Regions from separate parts of the Mus musculus genome. Here all the other regions are linked to region 1. A link is a loop called in an ENCODE intact Hi-C map of the cell type or tissue named here. Cell type or tissue: heart. All regions are shown on one strand.

Evidence for each region. A loop is a pair of places that touch in the nucleus more often than their neighbours do. Peaks named below come from ENCODE experiments on the same cell type or tissue, not always from the same donor. Only the 100,000 strongest peaks of a DNase experiment are listed, where the experiment ranks them.
Region 2: a loop joins it to region 1, with 2.2 times the contacts of the local background. A loop is called at or near these places in 3 of 42 quality-filtered maps.
Region 3: it touches region 1 in a loop (4-fold over the local background); 2 of 42 quality-filtered maps call a loop at or near these places.

Annotation. Positions count from the first base shown.
Region 1 is chr9:7,995,508-8,003,507 of GRCm38, reverse strand. Yap1 (yes-associated protein 1) reads left to right here. Exons shown (of 9, transcript NM_001171147.1): 2 at 1,801-2,051. Among named protein-coding and RNA genes, the nearest start is that of Yap1, 5.1 kb to the left of the region's middle. In heart, a CTCF peak has its summit at 4,052 (motif pointing right); a DNase peak (open chromatin) is centred at 1,927; H3K4me3 peaks cover 1,726 bases; H3K27ac peaks cover 1,511 bases.
Region 2 is chr9:7,910,451-7,918,450 of GRCm38, reverse strand. No RefSeq gene overlaps it. Among named protein-coding and RNA genes, the nearest start is that of Birc3, 41 kb to the right of the region's middle. In heart, a CTCF peak has its summit at 3,885; a DNase peak (open chromatin) is centred at 3,730; H3K4me3 peaks cover 1,069 bases; H3K27ac peaks cover 1,092 bases.
Region 3 is chr9:7,180,441-7,188,440 of GRCm38, reverse strand. It overlaps Dcun1d5 (DCN1, defective in cullin neddylation 1, domain containing 5 (S. cerevisiae)), which reads right to left and starts at 3,936. Exons shown (of 8, transcript NM_029775.3): 1 at 3,559-3,936; 2 at 1,582-1,673. The coding sequence starts at 3,644. In heart, a CTCF peak has its summit at 3,816; a DNase peak (open chromatin) is centred at 3,940; H3K4me3 peaks cover 2,630 bases; H3K27ac peaks cover 1,835 bases.

The DNA of each region.
Region 1 (8,000 bases):
AGCGCGTTGCAGGTTGACTCATAGGCCGAGTTCTGCCCGGCTCAACTGTGATTAAAGGTAATGTTTGGGAAGCAATGACTAATTCCAAGCTCGCCATTGCTCTTTAACTGACTGCGGATGTGAACATGGCTGCTTATCCGTATCCACGACGCCTGGTTATTTTCCCAACTGGATCCAGCACAGAAGTGAAACCGTTTCAAAGTATTAACATTCCGATAGGTCCTGGTAGATTTCTTTAGTGTCGCTCCCCCCGCTTTTAATTACTTAATTTTTAAAGAACTTGCTTTAGGCTAAAGCAGCACAGGAACTTTGCCCAAAACTTAATTGGTTTTCCAAACACTGCCATGTCGTTAGCCCACTCGGGCTGTAACTTGAGTGGAAAGAAGAGTTGCCGCCCCCACTCCAGCCCCCCCTCCTAGGCAGGCTTGTTGTAGAACGGGGTTTTTGAAGCTTCGAAAATCTCGATTAACCTCCCTACAAAAAGCCTCTTAAGAAGGAAGGAAAAGTTATCTAGCTGCTCGGCTAAATAAACTCTTAATTTGTAACAACAGTAGACCTAGATACTATTTGCTCCCTCCCCCACAAGTGAGTTTCTGTACTCGCTGAACTAAACGTATGTGACATGCAATCGAGAAACCGCTGGGGCAACTTTGAAGGAATACACAGATTGAACGCTCCATTTTGTAGCACTTAGAAGTCAGAAGGAATGAACCCGGGAAAGTGTACTTGTAATACTGGCTTCCACTGGGCCGTTCGTGGGTACATTTGCATTCTCTCTAAGCGTTTTAAGAGAGCTGTTCGTCAATAAATTTACCTTTTCTGTGCGCTAATGGTTTCCTAAAATTCAATCTATCTGGAAACTCAAAAACGGGGTTTTCCTATGGGGCTTTAAATGACTGCTGGGTCTTTTCAGTTTCCTTATCAACATAAATCTAGAAAAACGTTTTGAGAAACCCTAATTCCAATAAAAGGATTGGACTGTGAATGGTATGTATCAGAGTTAGTAAATAATCATCCACAGGCCCCTGCCTGAGAAGTCTTCTAGCCCTATATCCTCTCGCTTGGAAAAGCTCATTTACACACAAGTTTATTCCTGACCCCTGTCTTAACACTGGTCTGATTGGACCCAAATTTGAATCATTGGGGTCTTTGCAGATTTTTCTTTTGTCCCTCACCCAGCTATTATAAGTGTGTGAATCCACAAATTATAATTGAATTGAAAAAGTCTTTCTCTAGGCACAAAAAGGGCTAGCCTATTATTCTCTTCATTGAGGAGCTTTTAGCATTGGTGCAGTTCTGAGAGTTTGAATTTATTAAATGTTGTATAATTTATAATGGCTGACTTATCACATTTGTTTACAGTCAAAAAAGTGAAAGATGGGGGAACATTAGACATTTACAACAAAGAAAAAAGTGCCCAGTCGTTCCCCAGGTTTTGTTCTAGAACCTGGAAAAGTAACCACACTGCTTAGAAAAGTACTGATTATTTTGAGTTATGTAGGATGAGCATTATTCTTTACCACTAAATAAAGTTATTATGCCTAGTATTTGTTGTTTTCACACTGTCTAGGAGGTAGACATTCATCCAGATGGACTGTTCATCAGTAAAATAACATTTATAATGCCTATTAAATTTTTGTAATGGTCTATTTGGTCTGGTGTGTTCCTGTTGTGTAAGAAATTAAACATTAAAGTTTACATTTGATACTTAGATATTTGGTTGCCGTGACATACTGTTTGGAAGTTAGGGGTAGGTGCTGTTGTCTCTATTGTTAATTTTCATTTTGCTATTCCTGATAGGCCAGTACTGATGCAGGTACTGCGGGAGCTCTGACTCCACAGCATGTTCGAGCTCACTCCTCTCCAGCCTCCCTGCAGCTGGGTGCCGTTTCTCCTGGGACACTCACAGCCAGTGGCGTTGTCTCTGGCCCTGCCGCTGCCCCTGCAGCTCAGCATCTCCGGCAGTCCTCCTTTGAGATCCCTGATGATGTACCACTGCCAGCAGGCTGGGAGATGGCCAAGACATCTTCTGGTCAAAGATACTTCTTAAAGTAAGTGAAGACAGCGCTGGGAAGAGGCAGTGTGGGAGTGGCTTTATTCATTTATTGTCTTTTTCAAAACAGTATTCAATTATTTATTACTTTGCTGTTGCTAAACATGGAACTCAGCCTTATAAATGGTAAACCAGCATACTTTATCATTGAGCTGCACCCCAGCTCACTCGCTCTGTGTGTGTCTCTCTCTATACACACACACACACACATACACACACACACATATGCACACTCTGTCTCTCTCACTCTCTCTCTTTAGGGTTGGTCATATCTTGAAAGCCTGATTTATTCTTAGTTCAGAGCCTTTTTGCAGACTTTTGTGGCAAAATGAGATAATTTCATTTTGAATTTGTACCAGATTTGCTAATTAGCCTGGCACAAAACAAAACAAAACAAACCACCAAACCTGGCATAGACATGTGTTCTATTATCTCTTTTGTGTGCCCCCCATGTTTGTGTCCATCTGTTTCTGTGTGTGTGTGTGTGTGTGTGTGTGTGTGGTGGTGGTGGTGGGGGGGGGGCTTTAAACCAGGACCTTGTGCATTCTTTCAGCATAAATGATTGGTAGAGAAGGGAATATAGGGACTTAGGGAAGAGATGACGTTACAGTCCTTAAATTGTGAAACAACAAATACTTTAGCAATATTTTTGATGTCATTTAACAGATTTTCCCCTCAAAATGTGAAGAAAACATTAGTTGTCAGGTTTGGCCTCCAATCATGAGGTGACACACTTTGCCTTCAAAAGCAGTGTCTGCTCTGGGAAAATGTAAGCAAAACTTCCTCGTTACTAAGGCCCACTCCCACTCCACAACAAAATGCAAAATTACATTCATCTGAAAAGGACAAAATTAAATTTTATCCCCTCTACTTTTGACATTGGAAGTAAAACTAATTTTCTAGAGCTTATTTAAATTAAGAGTGTACAAAGTATCCCTGACTGGTTGTTACAGACTGAAGATTATTGTATTGTTATTAGAATTGGTTAACTGGGTTGAGATAATGCAGTGACGAACAGCGCTCATTTGATTCAGATTTGTCTGACTATCCATGGGAAATGTAGCGGTTATTGGATCGGACCCCAGTGACAACCTTGTTTCGTGTGTGACACCCCTCCCTCCAGCCTCTCCCACCCCTGACTGGATCTCTATTTTCAGTTGATTATCTTGAGTGAGTTGCTGATACTTTGTGTTTAATTTTGGTTTTCCAGGCAGGGTTTCTCTGGAACTTGCTCTGTAGACCAGGTTAGTCTCAAACTCAGATTGTCCTGCCTCTGCCTCCCAAGTGCTGAGCTTAAAGGCTTGTACAAGATGCCCCACTTTGCTTATTACTACTTTATAATGTAAGGATACAGACTCAGGATAGATATCAGGGGGACTGGAAGAGATTTGATCTTGATTTTGGAAAGGGACCCCACCTCCACCCTTGTTTGTTTGTTTGTTTGTTTGTTTGTTTTGTTGTTGTTGCTATTTTGCACCCTGTAACTTTGTCTTTTTTAAAAACCTTTCCTGATGTGCTGGTACCCATGTCAAAGGATCAGGTTTCAAGGAGAACAATAAAGGGCCAGAGACTGGGAAGTACACACGAGCCTGGTAAACTCATCCACAGGGACCCACAGGAGCCAGACCGGTCCTGCTTTAAACAGCCTCCGAAGTAAATGACTTGGAAGAGAGGCTGGCTGTGAGAGATAGTCCTGAAGGGGAAGGGAGGGGAAACAAACCAGGTTGTTAGGGAGAAAAAGAAAGGCTTGCTGAACTCCTCCCTGCTGGGTCCCATGCTGACCTGGGGAGGTTTTAAACAGCTTAATAGCCTGCAGGCCTTCAGTTGTGGCTGCGGCTGTGAGCGTTTAGCTAAAGAGCGTTTATGCTGGTTTTACTCGTTTGTGTTTTCTTAAAATTGCTTGTTTGTTGACATCTGCATTTTTTTAAAAGATTTATTATTTATTATATGTAAGTACACTGTAGCTGTCTTCCGACACACCAGAAGAGGGCATCAGATCTCATTACAGGTGGTTGTGAGCCACCATGTGGTTGCTGGGATTTGAACTCAGGACCAGCAGTCAGTGCTCTTACCCATTGAGCCATCTCGCCAGCCCTACATTTTCATTATTTGAGTGAGCGGTCATTTTTTTGGAGCTGTAGTAAGCCTCATTGTAGATTCTTGCTTTTAAGAACTTTGGATGATTCTTTCCACAAAAAGTAATTGCTTTGTAGATGGATTTGTGTAGTTACTGCATACTGGCTCCATCTCCCCACTCTGCAACCCTCACTCTTTTTCAAGGCTGCTGGAAAGAAGGTAAAGTAGGTTAAACTCTGACTTCTATAGAAGAAGCAAACACAGCAGGAAGTGAGGAAACACTGTTTCTGAGGTTGCCAGTGGAAGTCTGTGATAAATGAATGGGCCTTTGGTTCTGCAGAGCCTTTTCACACTGTGCTCTGAAGTAGAAGGCTTTGGCCTGAGGGGTGACCTGACAGCAGGTGAACTGAGTCACTGGATCTGATAAAGATCACGTGGAGACCTCTGAGAATTAGATGTCTAGTGTAGTCTTGGTAGTTGCTTTGTCAACAGTATGCGGTTTGGAAAATCGATGTGAAGCAGAACTTTTTCTCTTTCAGCTGCTTTCACTGGTGTTAAGTGTAGTTGCCATAAGGAGCTGTTAGGCACCGAATGGATGCATGTTAACATCTTCCTGACTGAGTAGGAGACAACAGCTTTTGGTGCCAAGTAGCTATCTTCGTTTTTAGAATACTTTACTTTTGTTTGAGGTTCTTATAAAGTCCCATGTGATGGAAGGAAGGGACTGCTGTGATGTGTCCATATTCACACGCATGTGCACCCAGAGATGCATAAGCAGTAGCTGTAATAACATTTCAGAAGGAGACTCCTGCCCAGCTGTGGGATGAAGAGCTGGACTACCTTCTGAACTTGAGCTCATTCCAGCCATGAAAACTAAGTGACCCTTCCCTTTATCTTTTCAGGTACTTATTGGAACTAACTTTTAAGTTACAAAGTATGGCCTTTCTTGAGATTTGTACTTGGCAGGAAGAATTCTAACCCCAAATGGTCCAAGCTGGCAAGATGATGTCATTTGAGAGATCTGGGAGAATTGTTGACTAGGGAACAGCTAATTGTTGCCTTGTGACTATAGATGAATGAGTTTGGAAGTCACTTGGCCCATCCTCCAGTTTCACGGCCATCTGTCTAATTGCTGTGATTGGTGTTAAAACCCACCCTAGGTCAGTGAGATCTAAAGACTTGGACTTTATATTGGAAATGATAGGGGTGGATCTATCATTCAGGCACCTTCATTCTGGACAGGAACCTAGACTCTGGACATGATGCTGTGCCTGAAAAGGCTCAGTCTTTGTAGATATTACATCTTGGCCACTGAACTTAATGACTTACTGTTTGAAACTAATTTCATCTTAAGTTTTGATTTTAAAAGAATCAATTCCCTTTATAGCTCAGCACTTCTGCAGGTTTTCCTGTAGGAAATAGTTCTTCAAGTAGTTGGTCAACAACTTCCTATTTCTTTTATAAGCTGCTGAATAACTTCCTGAATTAGCATTCTATAATATCTTTGGTTACAAGGGGTGCTTCTACTTTTCAGTCTATTTTATTGAATCTGGTACCTTGTAACCATTGCCAGTATAAAGAACATATTGTAAACTGTGTACCACGGAGGCGTCGGAATTTGATGTGCCAGATGTGATCCAGTAATTTAATACATTTGTACATATACAATGTTTTAATAATGTTCTAATAGGTTTTTTTGTTTTGTTTTTTTTGTTGTTGTTGTTTTTTTTGTTTTTTTGGTTTTTTTGTTTTGTTTTGTTTTGGTTTGGTTTTTTTTTTGAGACAGGGTTTTTCTCTATAGCCCTGGCTGTCCTGGAACTTAACTTTGTAGATCAGGCTGGCCTCGAACTCAGAAATCCACCTGCCTCTGCCTCCCGAGTGCTGGGATTAAAGGCGTGTGCCACCATGCCCGGCTCTAATAGTTTTAAAAAGATGTGTGTGTGTGTGTGTGTGTGTGTGTGTGAGAGATTTTCTGAATAGAACCAGTTCTAGTGTTTATAGTCTTTGAGATTCAAAGTTCTTAGGGCTGTGTTTTGTTGAAAGTTGTACAGTATTGTAGAGGATGGGAATATATAGTTCTGCTACAGCAAGCATAAGGCCCGAGATTGCTCAAGCTTTCCAGGCCACCTAGGGCAGAATGTGGTGGGAGGTGCAGATAAAGGCAGTGAGATGGTTTGGCGGATAAAATCCATGTTCAGCAAACTAATGATCTGACTTCAATTTCTAGATCCAAGGTAGGAGGAGAAACATCTCCCCAGAGTTGACTGATCTCCACAGGGCCACATTTTTAGTGTCTCTCACTGTCTCTCATCTCTCACCAATACAGAGTAATGGTCAATTTTGGAAAAAAAAGCTAGGAACCAGCTACCGTAGCGTACCCAGTAGAAACAGGGAAACAGGTGGATGTCTGAGTTTGGGGCCAGGCTGCATGAAGAGACCCTGTCTTAAAAAAAAAAAAATTCACTCTGCTCAAAAAAAAATAGGTAAGATAGAAAGGATAAATTAAATGGATTAAGGTTTTGAATGGCTTTTTTAAAAGTATGTACAAGTTATTAACTAGAGTATCTCATTCCATCATTTCAAAGGGTTATTTTCTCAGATTTTTTGCGAGTTGCTCAGCATTTAGCTTAGCTGCGTACCAACACAAACCATCCCTGCCTAATGAGTAGTGTTTTAGTAGTTGACACTTTTTCTTAATTCGTGCGTGCGTGCGTGCGTGTGTATGTGTGTGTGTGTGTGTGTGTGTTAGGGGATGTTTAAGCCAGAGTCAGTGTGTGTGTGTGTGTGTGTGTGTGTGTGTGTTAGGGGATGTTTAAGCCAGAGTCTGTGTGTGTGTGTGTGTGTGTGTGTGTTAGGGGATGTTTAAGCCAGAGTCTAATTATGTGGCTCTGGCTCTCCTAGAATTCACTCTGTAGACCAGGCTGGCTTCAAACTCAGGCCAATACCTCTGCCTTTTCCAGTTACTGAGATTAAAGGTATGGACCACCCACACTAGCAGTAGTTGACACTTTAAAACAATGTAAAACAAAACCTTTCTGAAACCCTGAAATCAGCTCTTTAGTAATGTAAAGGAATATTTTTAATTGCAGTTAGAGAAAGAATGTAAATTAGACCCTTAATGGTTCTGATCTACTCACGTGGTTTTCTGCCTTAAGGCTCTGGGGTAGAGGTTAGCTCTGGTTTTTCTTTGTGTTAGACTCTAAGTTATATGTTTGTTTGAGGTTAAGATCTTGTGAGTGCCCAGGGTAACCTCCTTTACTGTCCAAGCATCCCATGATGACCTTGAACTCCTGTTAATCCTCCCGTCACTGGTTACCAGTGGGTGTCACCATGTCTAGTTGAGTGCATTTTTAGAGTGTTGTTTTGACAGACTCGACTTCTGTAGGCTCTTGTGACTGGAATATGGAGCTGCCTTTGAAGAGAGCATGGGCAGCTGTCAAAGAGGTGGGGCAAGAGAAGATGGGCTTTTTGTAAAGAAAAAAAAATAGTAGTCATTTTTTTTGCATTCATGGCACTGCCCTCACTTCCCTTTCTCCTTCATGAAACGGACAGGCGTGAGTCCGTGCATGTAAATGTATATTCTTGTCATGGTGTATTGTATACGGAGATCAGAGCATTTGTAAATTAGTTCTCTTCCTTTACCACATGGGAACCTAGATGGGTGGACCTTGTGGTAAATTCAAAGTATATTGCTTTTAGTAACCGAGATAACGCTCCTGGGAAGAGGCAGAGGGCTGAGCAAAAGGCATGGCTGAGAACAAGCACTTCTGGGCCTCCTGGTGAGAGTACTTTGAAGATATTTGTTTCCCATAGGTTTTTTTGTTTTGTTTTGTTTTTTGAGATAGGGTTTCTCTGTGTAGCCCTGGCTGTC
Region 2 (8,000 bases), 85 kb after region 1:
CCAAGGAGGACAGAAGTGGCCGTTGGAACCTCTGAAACTGGAGTTCCAGACAATTATGATCCATGGTTTGAGTGCTGTGAACTGAACCACGGTGCTCTGCAGGAACACCAAGGTCTCTTAACCTTGAGCCTCTTCTTCAGCTCCCTCTTCCTCCTGTTTTTGTTTCTTGTTGACATAGGGCCCTGCTTGATAGCCCAGGTTGAGGTGCAGTTTCATACCCTCTTCAATCTCCCCCTAGTAAGATTATAGACATATGATTAATACAGATCTCTGTATTGAATCTAAACACTTAAACCAGATTATTTTCTGAATCAGTTATATTTACATATATGTGGAAGAAGTGAGGGAAGGCATGGTAGAAGTAAGATGCTCTAGCTGGAAACCAGACAAAGAAAGTGCAACCTCCTTGTTCTCAAGCTGAGACTTCTCTGGTGCATTCTAGAGTTATTCTCTGTGGTCCACAAGATGAGATGACCCCCATAAGGGAAGAGGGTTTCCTTGCTATCAGCTACTGCACCCCAAAGCTTCTTCACACACCTGGCTGACTCAGGAAGTGACTGTCTCCACCCAGGAAACAGATCGTCAAAGAAATGCAGCTCCTTAACACGCCGGCTCACTGCGTAACTGAATGTGAGGGGCACCCAAAAGTCTCCAGCAATGAAAGGTGTCTGAACACTCTTTGTCCAAAGATTCAAGATGAGCCATATAAGGAACCCAAGGTGTTTCTGACAGAGTTCACCTGTGTAGCATCTGTGGTAGTGTTTGCACAAGTGTGCAAGCTGCACACTTTGCACTGTGCAAGGCAGTCACACCCCTCAATGCCAGTGATTGGCTTGAAGCACGAAGACTGAGACTGGCAATGACCACAGGCTATGAGTTGAATTGCAGTATTTCTACTGTGCATACAAAGTTATCTGCTTTATTAGAAGCATTATAGTTTCTTACAGAATGTAAAGGCTTTGGATATTTTTCTACCATCATTTCTCAGAATGTAATCATCTTATTAATATGTCTTTAGCTTTTGTAGTGTTTGAATATTTGATCTTAAAAGCTTCTTTTTGAGCTGCTGACTTGAGTTTCTTAAAACTATTCAATAAGTTGTTGTTTGAGACTAGGACATATTTTCCAACAATTTCTGAAATAGACCCAAACTTACTGTTATCATTTTGTACTATGTATTGATGCAAAATAGCATTCTCAGGATTAACAACTACAAAATTAAAATATGGGTCAACTTAAGAGAAATGTTGATTGTGTTCTATAGGTAGAGTAGGAAATACTCAGCTTGGATTCAATTCTTCATGAAAAAATAAGCGAACACATTATAAGGATGCTTACTTGTTTCATCTTTAATTAGCAGCAAAAGTCTATGTACACCACAGCATTGCTGGAAGTAAATATCTTTATGATTTATTATGGCAAATGTTTGGTTTGCATACTTAGTCTATATACCATATGCCTGGGTTTGGTACAATCTCACAGTCATGTGGGGTCGGAGGCAGGAAAGTTCAAGAAGCCTCCGTCTAGCGTAGACAAGAGATAAGTGAGCTCTATGTGAGGGAGTGTTGCATTTCTCCTGATACAATCTATTTTAAGGTCAGTTAGGCTCAACTAAAATCAAGAGCCCAAGAGGCCCATTGCTAATATATGTTAATATAATGCTTTCATTCATAATCAAAAAGTTTCACCTGTGTATAAGAGTATACCACATGTATGCCAGGTGCCTGCGGGGGTCAAATCCCATGGAATTGCTGTTGGTATTCTGTCTGGACTCCACCCCTACAGTAACCTGGCAAGAGCCAGGTAGGCCTGGCCCACTATAAAAGGGGCTTCTTGTCCCCTCGTCTCTCTCTTACTCTTGCGTTTCTCTTGCCTCTTGCTCTCTTGGTCCCCCTCTGTCCCCATTCACTTCTCCCCTCTTTCCACGTGGTCATAGCTGGCCTCTACTTCTCTACTCCCTCTCTCTGCCTTTCTCTGCCTCTACTACTCTCCTAACTCCCCTCCCCATGCCCTAAATAAACTCTATACTGTACCATCGTGTACATGGTCGCTCAGGGCAGGGATGCCTCAGCATGGGCCCACTGAGACGTCCCCTTCCCCCATACCTTACCACACCCTCATAGAATGCCTACCCTCCAGCTGGTCAGGAGTTTGCACGTTGGTACTCCTTTTCCCTGAACTAGGAGTAATCCAGGGAAACGAACCTCTGCCAATCCCAGCTGTAGATCTGATAGCTGCCCAGCATAAGAGGGCAGTTCAGGTCGTGCCACTCTTGGTCGCTATGGGAATAGCCATAGGTTTTGGTACTGGAACTGCAGGGATAACGACTTCGATGACCCAATGTAATACATTCACTTCCCAGTTTGAAAACAATCTTAAAGAAATGACTGCAACTGTGCTCACTATCCAGAAACAGATGGATTCTTTAGCAGCCATGGTGCTTCAGAACCAATGGGGGCTAGAGGTCCTGATAGCTAAAGAAGATGGACTTTGCCTGTTCCTCCTTGAAGAATGCTGTTTCTATATCAACCAATCCGAGACAGTGAGAAAATCCAGGAGACAGAGATAAAGAACTTCAGGGAGGGCTGGAGAGATGGCTCAGAAGTTAAGAGCACTGACTGCTCTTCCAGAGGTCCTGAGTTCAATTCCCAGCAACCACATGGTGGCTCACAACCATCTGTAATGGGATCAGATGCCCTCTTGTGGTGTGTCTGAAAACAGCTACGGTGTACTCACATAAACTAAATAAATAAATCTCAAAAAAAAAAAAATCAAAAAACAAAAACAAAAAACTTAAGGCAACCTGAGACCTCCAGTTCTGGGATTTTAAAAAACCGTCTATGGGAGTGGATCCTTCCTTTTGTAATGCCTTTTCTAGTCATCCTCCTGGTGTTTTTATCCACTCCCTGCCTCATTAATCTTGTTTCTACATTCCTCCAACAACAAATACAAAAAAATTCTAATCAAACTATTAATCAGCTCTTATTACAGGATTACCAGCTGCTGCCTACAGAAGATACTCTGTCCACAGAGGAACCTGATGTGAATGTTTACCAAGTGGATCCCGATGGTGAAAGTCAGCTACACCCCAAAATTGACGACGCCCCTAGACATCAGGAAGCAGCTTAAGAGACGCGACGCCCTCATCCCCCCCCCTTTCTTTTCTTCTCTTTATCTTTTTTTTCTTTTTGGTTTTTCCTGCCCGGCCTTCTCTTTATAATAATAAAAAGGAGGTATGTTGTTCTAAGGACCTCCGAAACCCGTGACATCGCATAGGCGCAACCCACACACCTGTTGTCAAGGCAACAGCCACCATATTCCCAGAATTCACTTGCCTCACCTCCCACCTTTACCTGTGACTATTTCACCATCCATTTATAAAGAAATGTTCCCTTGATCTCTCTCCCCCCTCCTCTCTTTCTACTGCCACCTTGCCCTTCTTTCTCTCAATAAACCTCATGTGAATATTCTAGGGAAAAAAAAAAAAAAAAAAAACTTGCCCTGGAAGGTTAGAGTTTTACAGTCATCCTCTGCCATAAGTGAGAAGTCACTTCCAGCACCTAGGTCTGTCAGCTTGGCATCTATAGAGAGGAAACAGTCATGCTCAGATTTATGGGTGACTTTTTGCCATGCCTCCTGGCTACTGTGACTAGTTTCCTGGTTTCTCATAGCATTTCCCGTATGCCTGGGCAAGACTTCTGTGTCAATCCTTCCTGCGGGAGGCTCTGCTCTGCGGCCCTGTTCTGTATGGGCGGGGCATCCTGAAGTGCCGGGGGAAGGGGGGGTGGGGAATCCTGTGCACTACGCATGCGCAGGGCCTCAGCAGCCCAGTCGTCTGGCCAGCTCGGTAGAGCTCCTCCTGGCTATGGGAAGGGCATAGTAATGACCTGAGACTTCTGTAATTCCGCTTTTGTGTCCCTTGCGCATAGAATGAGGTTAATTTGATCCTTACCTTGTGCAGCTGTTTGATGACTGAAAAAATAATCTAGTTTGTCTTTATGCATAGCCCTGCCAGGTACTTATTAGTGCTAGTTTATTTTTTTCCACATACTTCCAGAATCAACAATTGGCTCAAAGGATCCACTTGTTTCCAAAATTGCGGATCGAACAGCCAGAAAACTACACAGGCTTACTGTCCAGTAAGGAGTCAGACAAGTACACCTAGAGGAAGCAACTGGCAGGACTGATGGGAGGGTGCGGGAACTCTGGCCGCGCCCCAACCTGTGCCTAATCCGTTCTCAAATTGACACAGAAGCCCTTCCATGAAGAATCAAGAAGACAATGAAGTTGGAAAAGGCCTGATTGTGAACAAAGACCTACCTAAATAATAGCATGTGGGCCATAGAGCTTTATCTTGTTTCATTTCATTAAGACAATTCACATTGTATCAGAGTCATGACAATCCCAATTCAAATGCTGGGAATGCAAACAGGAACCACCCACTTGCCTGAATCGCGCGCGCGCGCGCGCGCGCGCGCGTGTGTGTGTGTGTGTGTGTGTGTGTGTGTGTGTGTGTGTGTGTGTTTGGGTCTCCTTGCAAACAAGCATGGTAAATACCGTTTACTGTGGATTGTTATTCTGAAGCAGAAAGAGGTCTCTGAGGGTCTTAGAGGGTCTGATTTTAAGGAAGGTTTTTGAGATCTCCCTGCTTAGATGTCATATGGATATGCAAGGCCTGATCCAGCTACTAAGACTACTACCTACTTTATAAAACCACAAAAACATAGCCCGGAATCTGGCATTTTTAAAGTAATGTGATATCCTCCCCCCACCCCCACAGCCCCCACCCCGTACTAAATAAAACAGTCATTAGCATACTACCTAAGAGTCACATGACTTCCTCTGGCATCTCAAAAAGCAAATGGAAAAATTTGAGGTAAGACTATATAATTCTAAATTCTCAGATACTAATGAGATGGTCAGTTCTCCCCTATATTGAGGACTGAGTTTGGCTTTAATGGCTCCTCTATAACCTTAAGATGTTAAATCCAAAAGTAAACCTTAGTTCTTAGCATAAACAAAAATCTTTATACTTTCTTCCTTGAACTACCCCATTTGTAGACTTTTTTTCCCCCACTCTCTTCAGCTTGTCGTGTTCCTAGGCTCAGAAAGCTAGGAGGCCATGGGAAGTGTTATCAGACTTTGCAGTAGGAAGCTGCCACAGGCCTGGACTAGCAGGCTGGCTTGGATTAGAAGCCCTAAGCAAGCTAGCATAGTTAGGCCTCTCCTGGGCATTCTGTTAGATGATAGGTGAGTTGAGATGCTCTTACTTCAATGATGCACCATACACCCTCACATGCTGCTTTTGAAACAGCCGTTTTCAGGATTAGCTAATAATTAATACTTTTGTTCCCATTTAAATCCATTGGTCAGTGAGTGCAGATGTGTACATGGAACCTGAAGCTCAGATTTGGCAAGGCCAGCTGGCCAAAGAGCTCTGGGATCTGCCTCTGTCCCCACTCCCCAGCACTGAAGTTTCAGATACACACCATTAAACCTGACTGTTTACTCATGTGCTCATGCTATTATGATGTTTTCCTGGTTAAGCCATCTTCTTGGTTCTCTTTGTTGGGTTTTTAGCACCTTTTGTTGTAGAGTGAATGAGAAAAAATAATTTCTCTAATTTACACACAAGTGATACAATTTTTTAGCTCATTTACACTAACTGACTATGGAGCCGATGTCCCAGGCATTGAAATGAATTTTTTTCAAAGAGAGAGTGGGTGTGGTTTGTATATTCTTGGGCCAGGGAGTGGCACCATTTGGAGGTGTGGCCTTGTTGGAATAGGTGTGACCTGGTTGGAGTAGGTGTGTCACTGTGGGTGTGGGCATAAGATCCTCACCCTAGGTGCCTGGAAGTCAGTCTTCCACTAGCAGTCTTTGGATGAAGATGTAGAACTCTCAGCTCTGCCTGAGCCATGCCTACCTGGTTACTGCCAAGCTCCCACCTTGATGGTAATGGACTGAACCTCTGAATCTGTAAGCCAACCCCAATTAAATGTTGTTTTTTATAAGACTTGCCTTGGTCACGATGTCTGTTCACAGCAGTAAAACCCTAACTAAGACAGTGGGGTAGTTGCCAAAAATCAAATTTAACTTTAGCCAAGTTGTCAAAGGCAAGATCAGAACCAAACATCTGAAAACCAAGAAGTTGGCTACTGTCTCACACTTTTGGAAATCACTTGGCTAGTCTTGATAGAGACTTGATAGACAGGAAAGGCCAGCGGTCCCTCTAGATTCTCACCATGAAAGTCTACAAACTAAGCAAGTTCACACTTCCTCACCCCCTGGGTAAGGTCAGCCCTCTGTTTTGCTCATGGATACCTCACAATTTCCTTTTAAATAAATCTTTCTGTGAAGATATGGTTATGTTATTTGAGAAGGTGTACGTGCCCCAGTGACCTTCCAAAGTCTCCATTATTTTCTAATTAGGACACAAATTAATCAGCTTAACAGTGAATTCATCCATTGATGAAGTTAGAGTCCTCATAACCAAATCACCTCCCTGAGCACTGCAGGATCACGCACCAAGATTCCAGCATGTGAGATCCCTTGGGGGACATTTCAGATTCAAACCATAGCATTGTCTCCCACAGTTTCAACATATGGAGATTGAGTATCACATATGAACTTCAGAATGCCATTCAGAATCAACAAAACACATAAATTGGGGAGACAAACAATTGTTGTTAAGATTGCATACATACGCCAGGCGGTGGTGGCGCACGCCTTTAATCCCAGCACTTGGGAAGCAGAGACAGGCGGATTTCTGAGTTCCAGGACAGCCAAGACTACACAGAGAAAGCCTGTCTCGAAAAAACCAAAAAAAAAAAAAAAAAAAAAAAAAAGATTGCATACATACAGCCGGGCGTGGTGGTGCATGCCTTTATTCCCAGCACTCCGGAGGCAGAGGCAGGCAGATTTCTGAGTTCGAGGCCAGCCTGGTCTACAAAGTGAGTTCCAGGACAACCAGGGTTATACAGAGAAACCCTGTCTCAAAAACACGCCCCCCCCCCAAAAAAAAAGATTGTATACATACATGCAACTGTGTGCAAGCTTGACCTTCTGGAACTCCATATCCAGACATTGTACCCATGGTGTGGGGATTTGAATCAGAAAAGGTCCTGTCCTCCACAAGAGCAGCAAGTGCTCCTGACCCAGCCGTCTCTACAGCCTCAGAACTGAGTAGATTTAAGGAATGCTCTGAAACAGACTTGGGGGGGAGACAGAGTAGTTTCAGAGTGAGGTGGTTGCAGATTCCTAGACTGGCCTCCAAGGGAGTCTCACCTCCAGTGTCCACGCTTTCTGTAGTTTCCTCCCACACTAAACGGGGCTGACCTATGTGACCCATAGGATATTTCAGAACTGGATCTTAGGAGGCAGAGAATGTGAGTTCTGCCCCTCCCTCCTTGTGTTGCTCACTTTGGGGAAGATCAGTTGCTGTACTATGTGGATACTTAAAGCTGTTCCATGCTGAGTTCTAGGTGGCAGGGGACTGGAGTCTTTTGCTAGCTTGGAGCACCAACATGGCAGGTATAAACATGAGATGGTTTGGAAGCAAATCCTTCCATCACTGGCAAGCTTTTCTATGACTAGATACCACCTGGATCCGAATGTAACTTCAGGAAAGACTTAACAGCAAAATCAAACAGCTAGGCCACCCCTATATGAGGTAAGAAAGATGGCTTGAGGATAGGCTACAATTTGAGGGTAATTATTTAGCAGAAGACAATATTTTAAAGATGACTTAAATTTAGTTAATTTTCGGAGATAAGTTAAAGTCGCTCACAGGCAGCAAGGTTAACAGCTTGACTTATTGCAGAGATAAATCACCTCTTGCCATTTAATCCCCAGGCTTCTAGGGTCTGTTTTTCATTTGCAAAAGAAGAGTTCTCTCCTTCCTGGAGAACTCCATAGGTTACGGAATCAACATAGGTGCCTAGGACACATTACCCTCACCATGCTAGGCATTATCATATCTAGGGATAGGCTCAGTTCTC
Region 3 (8,000 bases), 820 kb after region 1:
TTTTGAGTGCTGGGATTAAAAGTGTGAGCTACCACAGCCATTGTATTAAGGAAATATTTTAAAAAGGATTACAAAAAACCTATTCCACTGGTATAATTCAGTAGTTTGCAAAAAGAACAAAAACTGAACCAACATGAACTTACTCATTAACAAAACCAAAAACCTACTGAATAAAGTTTCTGACAATTAATGCTATAAGCACATGAAGGTTGATGTATTGTTTTTCTTTAAACCAGATCACTAAAAGTCAGTGCAATTCCTAAACATTTGCTATCAGATTCCAAAAATAGAGTAATTGTACTGCTTTTAAATCACCTACTCACTGCTTAGAAATCACCTAAAACAAATGTCACGATATGAAATATGACATAAATTTATCACTACAAAAATGTCTTGAAAAAATATTCAAATTCCAACATTGTCCAAAAGACACTTCCTGTGTCTAAATTTCTAGTACTTCCACATATTACCCATATGAGCCTTCACAAGCTATAATTTCCTTGCCTATACACATGCTGTTTACAGTGGTCTCCACAGGAACCACATCTGAAGTCAGGGATCATGCTCTGATTTTTGTTATTATTATGTCCCAAGTATTAGAACAGTGTTGGAGTCACACAAAAGTGTTCCATAAATATTCACCAAATGACTCACTAAATGACAGAAGATAACCTCAAGTGTACTTTCAGTAGAAGTGACAATCAGTTAACATTTGTATAGTCAATGTATCATTTCTAGCATGTTAATCTAAGCTTCAGTTTTCACTCATAAAATGAGGATAACATCTCTTGACAGATGGTTACAGGGAAAATGATATACTTATCACAATCCATGGAACAATGATAGCAATTATTACCTTTACTGTTAAAAATGTTAAGAGTAGAAAATAAATATTTAACTCAATCTTAAAATATCCAGAGAAGTTCTAATAAGAGCTAATACAATCAAGCATTCAAGGGGAAAAGATATATATATATACACACACACATACAAAATGACTATCTTTATGGTATCTAGTAACATTTATAAAGTGAAATAAGATGAAAACCTCTTGATTCGATATAATGTATATGAAAAACTGTCATTTTTAATAATGGGTCAACATTTTAAATAGAGGTCAGAAAAAAAAAAAGAATTCTCTACATTTAATTTGGGTTAGTGGTTGTCTTGGGATACCAGTAATAGCATTTATTTCCCCTGATCTAGAAAGATCACTCTGCTGATCCCAATAGCAAAGTTGTTGCCCCCTTTACATCCTAGTCTAGCCTTCCGTACAGTTAGCTGAAACTTGACAAGATGGCACCACTTAAAACTATAACATGGCTAGTACAAATATAAGACGACTATTACTACGTGTTTTAGCTTTAAGCAAATACTTTTGAGAATAATAATGATAAAAGAAGAAAAAAAATAAAAGTAGGAAAGCAGGTAAGAGAGAAAAAAGTTGTCAGACATGTTCATGGCACTAAATTCTAAGCCTTTAGCCTTGACACTAATCCCAGTACACATAACAGGTCAGCAATAATAAAACACAGCTTTTAAATGGGCATGACTGGTATCTTGCTCCATGAATTTCATTACCTGCATACTCATAAAACCAAGCCAGGCACTTCTTTCTTGAAAAATCTTCCTCTCCACTGATGAGTCTAGCAGGAGGCTGGGATCTGCAATAGCTTAGAAAACACACAAATGCCTAAGACTTACTACGACTCAACGCTTAGTGATAAAGTAGCTTCAACAAGAATTGCTTCCATGTAAATGAGACAAATGGTTTTTAAGTTAGCATTATGAGGAAAGGAGCTATGTATTAGCAATAAGGACCTGTACTCTATGTGTAAGAATTTCTAACCAATGAAATCTAAATGCTTCTTTGCTTGCTACAGGATTCCATAACTAGAAACTAAAATTATTTCCTTAGATTTCAAGATAATAAAGAAGTACATTCTAAGTCTCAACCCAAGACTAGGCTAGACAGCTCTCCCTAGACTGCTCATGCTGGGCTTGCTCTCTACCACTAAGTTACATACCTTATGGAAGGCCTGAAGCCTTACTTCCATTCTGCTACTGATGTGGATTAAAATCCCTGTTATAATTTAGGCTGAATCACCTGAAGTCAAATGATACTGCTCAGCCAGCTGTTTTAACTGACTTAATTTAAATATCTTAGATATGATTCTCCAAGAGCTAATACAGTTAAGAAAAATGTATGCCAAAGGGCATAATGAAAACTCTATTTTATACATCACCCAAAAAATATTACCTAGACTCTTTTGCTAAAACACAACAAGGGGAGAAGAACAAAGCAATCAATTACAAAAAAGATTAGGATGAAGCAAGTCACCTTCATAGTTTAAGCAGTCCATTCTTCACTGCATCTCTCCTTAAAGGGAAATCTCCTTTGTCTAGTGCAGCCTGTCTTTTTTTTTTAATTAGATATTTTCTTCATTTACATTTCAAATGCTATCCCAAAAGTCCCCTATACCCCCCCCCCCCCAGGCCTGCTCCCCAACCCACACACTCCCACTTCTTGGCCCTGGCTTTACCTGTACTAAGGCATATAAAGTTTGTTAGACCAAAGGGCCTCTCTTTCCAGTGATGGCCAACTACGCCATCTTCTGCTACCTATGCAGTTAGAGACATAGGTTCTGGGGGTACTGATTAGTTGATATTGTTGTTCCAGGCTGTCTTGTTGTAATGGTAGTATTTGTCACTTTAAGTGTCGACCATTAATACAAAAACAACTCAAAGTGTATGGGAAGAAGCCCACTTCTCAAAGCTAAATCGCAATGACTTTCTGAGGAATGAATCTGTGATGATTGAGTATATGCCACAAAGCGAGTAAAGGGCTCTAACTTACAGTTCTGCTTTGTTTTCTTTTCCCCTAAGAGAACATGGAGCACAATAGCTTGCTAACGCCTAAAAGGAGGTTGAGAGCTACCAGCGTCTTAATGCCAGAAAACAAAAACCACAAGGGCCTTTTCCAATTAAGTGTACGGAACTGGTACAGGTGAAGTGGAGGCATTGGTGCGTCCAGAAGCCTAGGCTCCAGCGATTTAAAAGGCCTCCTGCTGGGATCGTCCAGGTTAGGCCACTTTAAATGCTAACTCGGGAGACCAATTATAGCAAAGGCTTTCTTTCCATCATTCCCAAGGCAGCTGTCAAAACTCTTCAAGCTCTGCTCCTTTTTTCACACTCTGACATTTAACAATGTGGGGACCAAGCCAATTCTGCTCGATTTAGTGTGACACAAGGACGCCGTGAATCTTGGCAGATCCGCGCTCACTTCTCGGTTGGGAAATTTGATGGAGAATGCATACGTACGGTCGTCTGTTTCCTACCCTCTGGGCACGCAGACAACAAAGTGGGACGAATCTCAGAGCTTGTCCAAGTACGACAGAGAGCACGTACAGGCGAACACGCGGTTCGGTCCCGCGCGGAGCGGAGACTGGGCGCCTCACCGACCGCCTCGCCTGAGAGGGCTCGCCCCTCTCCTCCCGGCTAGCGGCCTGTCCGGCCCCGGGGGAAGGAGAGAGCCAGCGGGGTGGGGACAGGCAGTACCTGGGGATTTTACACTTTTTGAGGCCCGCGTCTTCCGCGACCGCCGCTGCCACTCCGGGAGCTTTTCTCTTCTTCTTCACTGGCATCTTCCGCCTTCCCCGGCAAGGTAGACAGGGCGGCCGGGGAGGGGTATCGCGCTCCGCCGCAGGCCCCGCAGCGCCGGCTCCCGCCTGCCGGGGACCGCAGCGGAGGCCCGAGGCGCGACCCCGCCCCGGGTCTCCTCTTTAGGGGCGGTTCCGGGCAGCGCAGCGCTAAGGCCGGCGGTGTCGCGGCTCGGGCTTTTCCAGGAGCAGCGAACGCCGACAGCGCGGCACCTACAGTAGCAGCGAAGAGCAGGCGGCTTAGCCTGACCCGGAAGCGGATGGCTCTGGACCGGAAGTGACGTAGAAAGGAAGCTCGCAGGGCCTGGAGCGGTCTCTCTACTTTGGGATTTTTTGTCTCTGCAGGTGGAGCCTGAATCTCCGGAGATTTTCTGGCGGGTTTCCAGCGGGAAGTCCTTTCTAGAAATCATAAACGCTCCACAGCTGGCGAGCGAAGTAATCTGGTGAGGAGCCATGCGTGAGTGTGCCCACTCCTGACGTGCAACCGCTCCAGTTTTTTCGGGTGTTCTTGGTGGGCCTGAGATCAACTTCTCGCGCTCCTTGTCCTTTTCTCCCTCATGCTCAGGGTCAGTTTATGGCTTCCTCCTGTGCTGAGGCAACGCCTCCATGTTTTACTTCTGAGGAACTCTCCTCTTGGATAAGAGACTGGGAAACGGACTGACTTATTACAGAGGATTTGGGGAACTGTTCTAATGGGCTGCTCTCAAGAAACAGTAATCACGTCACTTCTAATGGAAATACTGCTTATAAGAAAGGTTTGCTAGGTAAAATTATCTCATAGAAGATTCTTAGTGAATGAAGTCCATGTTTGTAACCCAACTGTGACAGAAGACTGTTTCTTTAAATTCTATCCCTGTGGTTCTGTGACTGCATCGTGGGACCCTAATCTAGTCAAGGAGAAAGAAAAAAACCGGTTGTTGTAATGAGTCCTGGATACATAATATGCCCTGGAATTCACAAGTTTCCTGAGAGAGGACACTTCAATGTTTGGTGCATATAGTTAATGTTTTTTTAACAGTGAACATAATGTTCAAACCTATAACCCATTCGACTCTATTATAAACAATGCACGAAACATTGTTTTTACATGAAAATTATAAAATGTAAGCTCTAAAACAGAACTCCCTACAGGAAGTAGACAACTGAAAGATGAAGGGTTTTTTTTTTGTTTGTTTGTTTTATATATGTATTTATTGTGGGGGCACTTGTGTGCCAGTGCTGGGATGACAACTTGAAAGTTCATTTTCTCCATCAATCTTGTCACTCTTGAGGTGGAACTCAGGTTGTGAGACTTGGGAAGGGACATTATGTCTGTGTACAGAAAAGCACCTAGTTATGTGATTTAATTTTTTCTGCTGCTCGTGATAGTTCTTGATTTTCTATATAGTAAATAATGAGAAGCTATGAGGGTGCTGAGTTCTTTGTTATGTGGTCTAATTTTCTTTGACTAAGTCACAAGAAGGAAAGGAAAGGAAGTAGTATTAAAACAAAAGGGTATTCTGGTTTAGATCCTAAGGTACTCATCAACTTTATGAAGAAAAATCTTAAAAATGCATTTTAGCCGTCTGTTAGTAGAGTGGCACAACATAAACAGATTAAGCACACAAGGCTGAAACAGGTCTATTCATTTGACAGTTTGATGATTTGCATATTTCTTAGGTTTAAGGATTGTAGAATGAAGAAATGGAAAACAGAACTTTTAAAATAGTTATATCTGAATTAATGTAGCCAAAAATAGTCCCAGAGATGTGCTAAGTATATATATATATATATATATATATATATATATATATTCATATTCAGTATAGTTTATATTTTTCCTTACAGCTTTAAAAATAGGACTTTTCTACACTTGTCAAAAATAAGCAAGCACTGGAGGCACAAAAGAATTTATGGGTTGCCCATGTGATTGTTGTACTGAATCCATTTGTTTTCCTTTCCAAAAGTTACTGTTGTTTTTTCAAACACTGTAAGTCAAAATTTTATGAGTTATTTCCATAACCATAAACCCAGAGAATTAGTTGTCAAATCAGGACTTTGTTTTTGACATTTCAAGACAGCACTCAGGAACTAATATTGAAGAGCAATACAGAGATACACACTAGGTAACACCTGCTCCTTGTTCTACTCATCCTATAGCAGTGTACTGGACCACAGCCATTGTATTGGCCTTGTGACTGGATTTCTGTGGGGCAGACTGACATTGAGTGTCATCATCACAATGATACCTATGAAATGATAACAGTGAATCCTGTGCTAGTGGTTAAAGGTTCTTTCCTGAATTGATATATCATTCCTGTTCAAGTCCTGAGACTACCTGAAGTCCCTAGTAAAGAAATGTATTATATAGAACCAAGCAGAGAGCAGCACTGCTGCAATATGATATTTTACTGAATTTTGCTCAAGGTGTTGAGAAAAATGTGTTCATAGAACAGATTTAAAGGGACAATAAGGAAAAAACTCAGGAGTGGTGGTATATGACTTCATTCACCCCAGGTTGGACACCAATGACAGATCAAAGACACAGTTCCACCCAAGTCTAGCTTAATGAGCCAAAGGGTTTATTGAAGTCACTTATAGAACATAGGTGACCGAAAGGACTGTTCCACAGCTGCTTTCCTTGTAGGCAAGAGCCACCTCACCCCAGCAGCGTCGGGTTCCCTATGTAGCCTGGGAGAGGCTTGTGAGTGGTAAATTTCCTGGGCTTCCTGGGGCTTGTAACTCTCACTCTTCCTCAGAGGAGGAAGTGTTTCAATTCAGAGGAAAGAACTACATAATAACTGTTTGCTTCTTAAACTGACAATGTGCCAGATGGAAATTTCCAAGTTCAGTTGTAGTTTCTCACAAGTCTACAATTTCTCACCCTTTCCTCTCAATGGCTTCTAAAACAGCTGTGGAGTCTGTCATCCCAGTTCTTGGGAAGTGAAGAAGGGAGACTGAAGCTTAAAGCCAGCCAATGATACTTTGGGAGACCATGTTGTGTTGCTGTGGGTTTTTTGGTTTTTTTTTTTGTTTGTTTGTTTTTTCTTTCAAGGAGGGAGGAGGAAAGCTAACGAGAAACTTACAAGGCAGGTAATCAGAAGACTTCCAGGGGCTGTGTGCAAGTTGTTCAGGAGCTCCAGGGATGCAGCTTATGGAAGCCATCAACAATGCCATTGAGTAACCTTTGTTCCTGCAAGTGACCTGTCATCCACTATTGGTTCACCAAGATGGAGTTGGTTCTTCAGTCTGTTAATCAGTGCTTTATTTGGGTTTATGGATTGTTGTTCACATCTCTTCCAGAAAAGTTACCCATTAGACTGTCTTAAAAATCAACAAAACAAAACAGGAGACTATTTACTACAACCACTGCCACTATTACCACCAAACACATATTGGCTCACAAATTCTATGAATGAACTATACTAATATAATGCAGGAATAATCAGAGAAATGGTTTGGGAATGACAATTTTAATCATTTTAGTTTTCCTAAAAACATAAATTTTATTTCATTTAAAAACGTATACATTATTTATTTGTCTGCCATGGCATATATGTGGAGATCAGAAGGTAGTGTGGGGGAGTTGGTTCTTTCTAACTTTCCTACTATGTGTGTTCTAGGAATTGAACTCAGTTTGGCAGTTTTGGTGGCACCTTTATCTGCTGAGCTATCTCAATGGCCATTAAAAAAAATCTAATGTCATTTTTAAAGTTCCTGTGAACATTAGAAAAAATGAAATTTATAAAACAGTGAAGTACAAGAAGAAAGAGTGGTAAGAATTACATATTTTTGGAAAGATTATAGCTCCTAAAATTCTGAATTTGAGGCTTTGGTTAGAAAGTTAGGGCTTGCACATCAGTTAACCATTGACTCAGAACATTCAGTATGAAACCAAGAGGAGCAGAGCCAGATTGCTTACAGGAATGATAACTGCATTGCAGTAGGTTCAGTGAACGTATTTCCTAATGTTATAAAATCTCAGATTTCTGACTAGATTAAGCATTTCAGTAATGAAAGATGCCAAGCTGATGGCTGAGAAGTGAGCACGGAAACATAGCCTCTTTTCCTTTAAATTTATTCTTAGCTACTTGAATGAGTAAGTTGATAGGGAAACTATCTTGATGTTCAATTTTCATAGCAGTAGGGTGTGATGTCAGACAGTTATTTTATCACATAATCCCCCCCCCCCCAACCTCCACAAAAAAGATGCTAGGCTATGAAGCAGAATGCTCTACTTTGGTTGCATGTTATTCAATGGTAATTATGCATAAATAAAAATGGATTTAGAAATAAAGACCCAAAATAACCACTTTGTGAACCTTTTTATTTGCTAGAGTATAATGAAGCTTTGGCACTTTA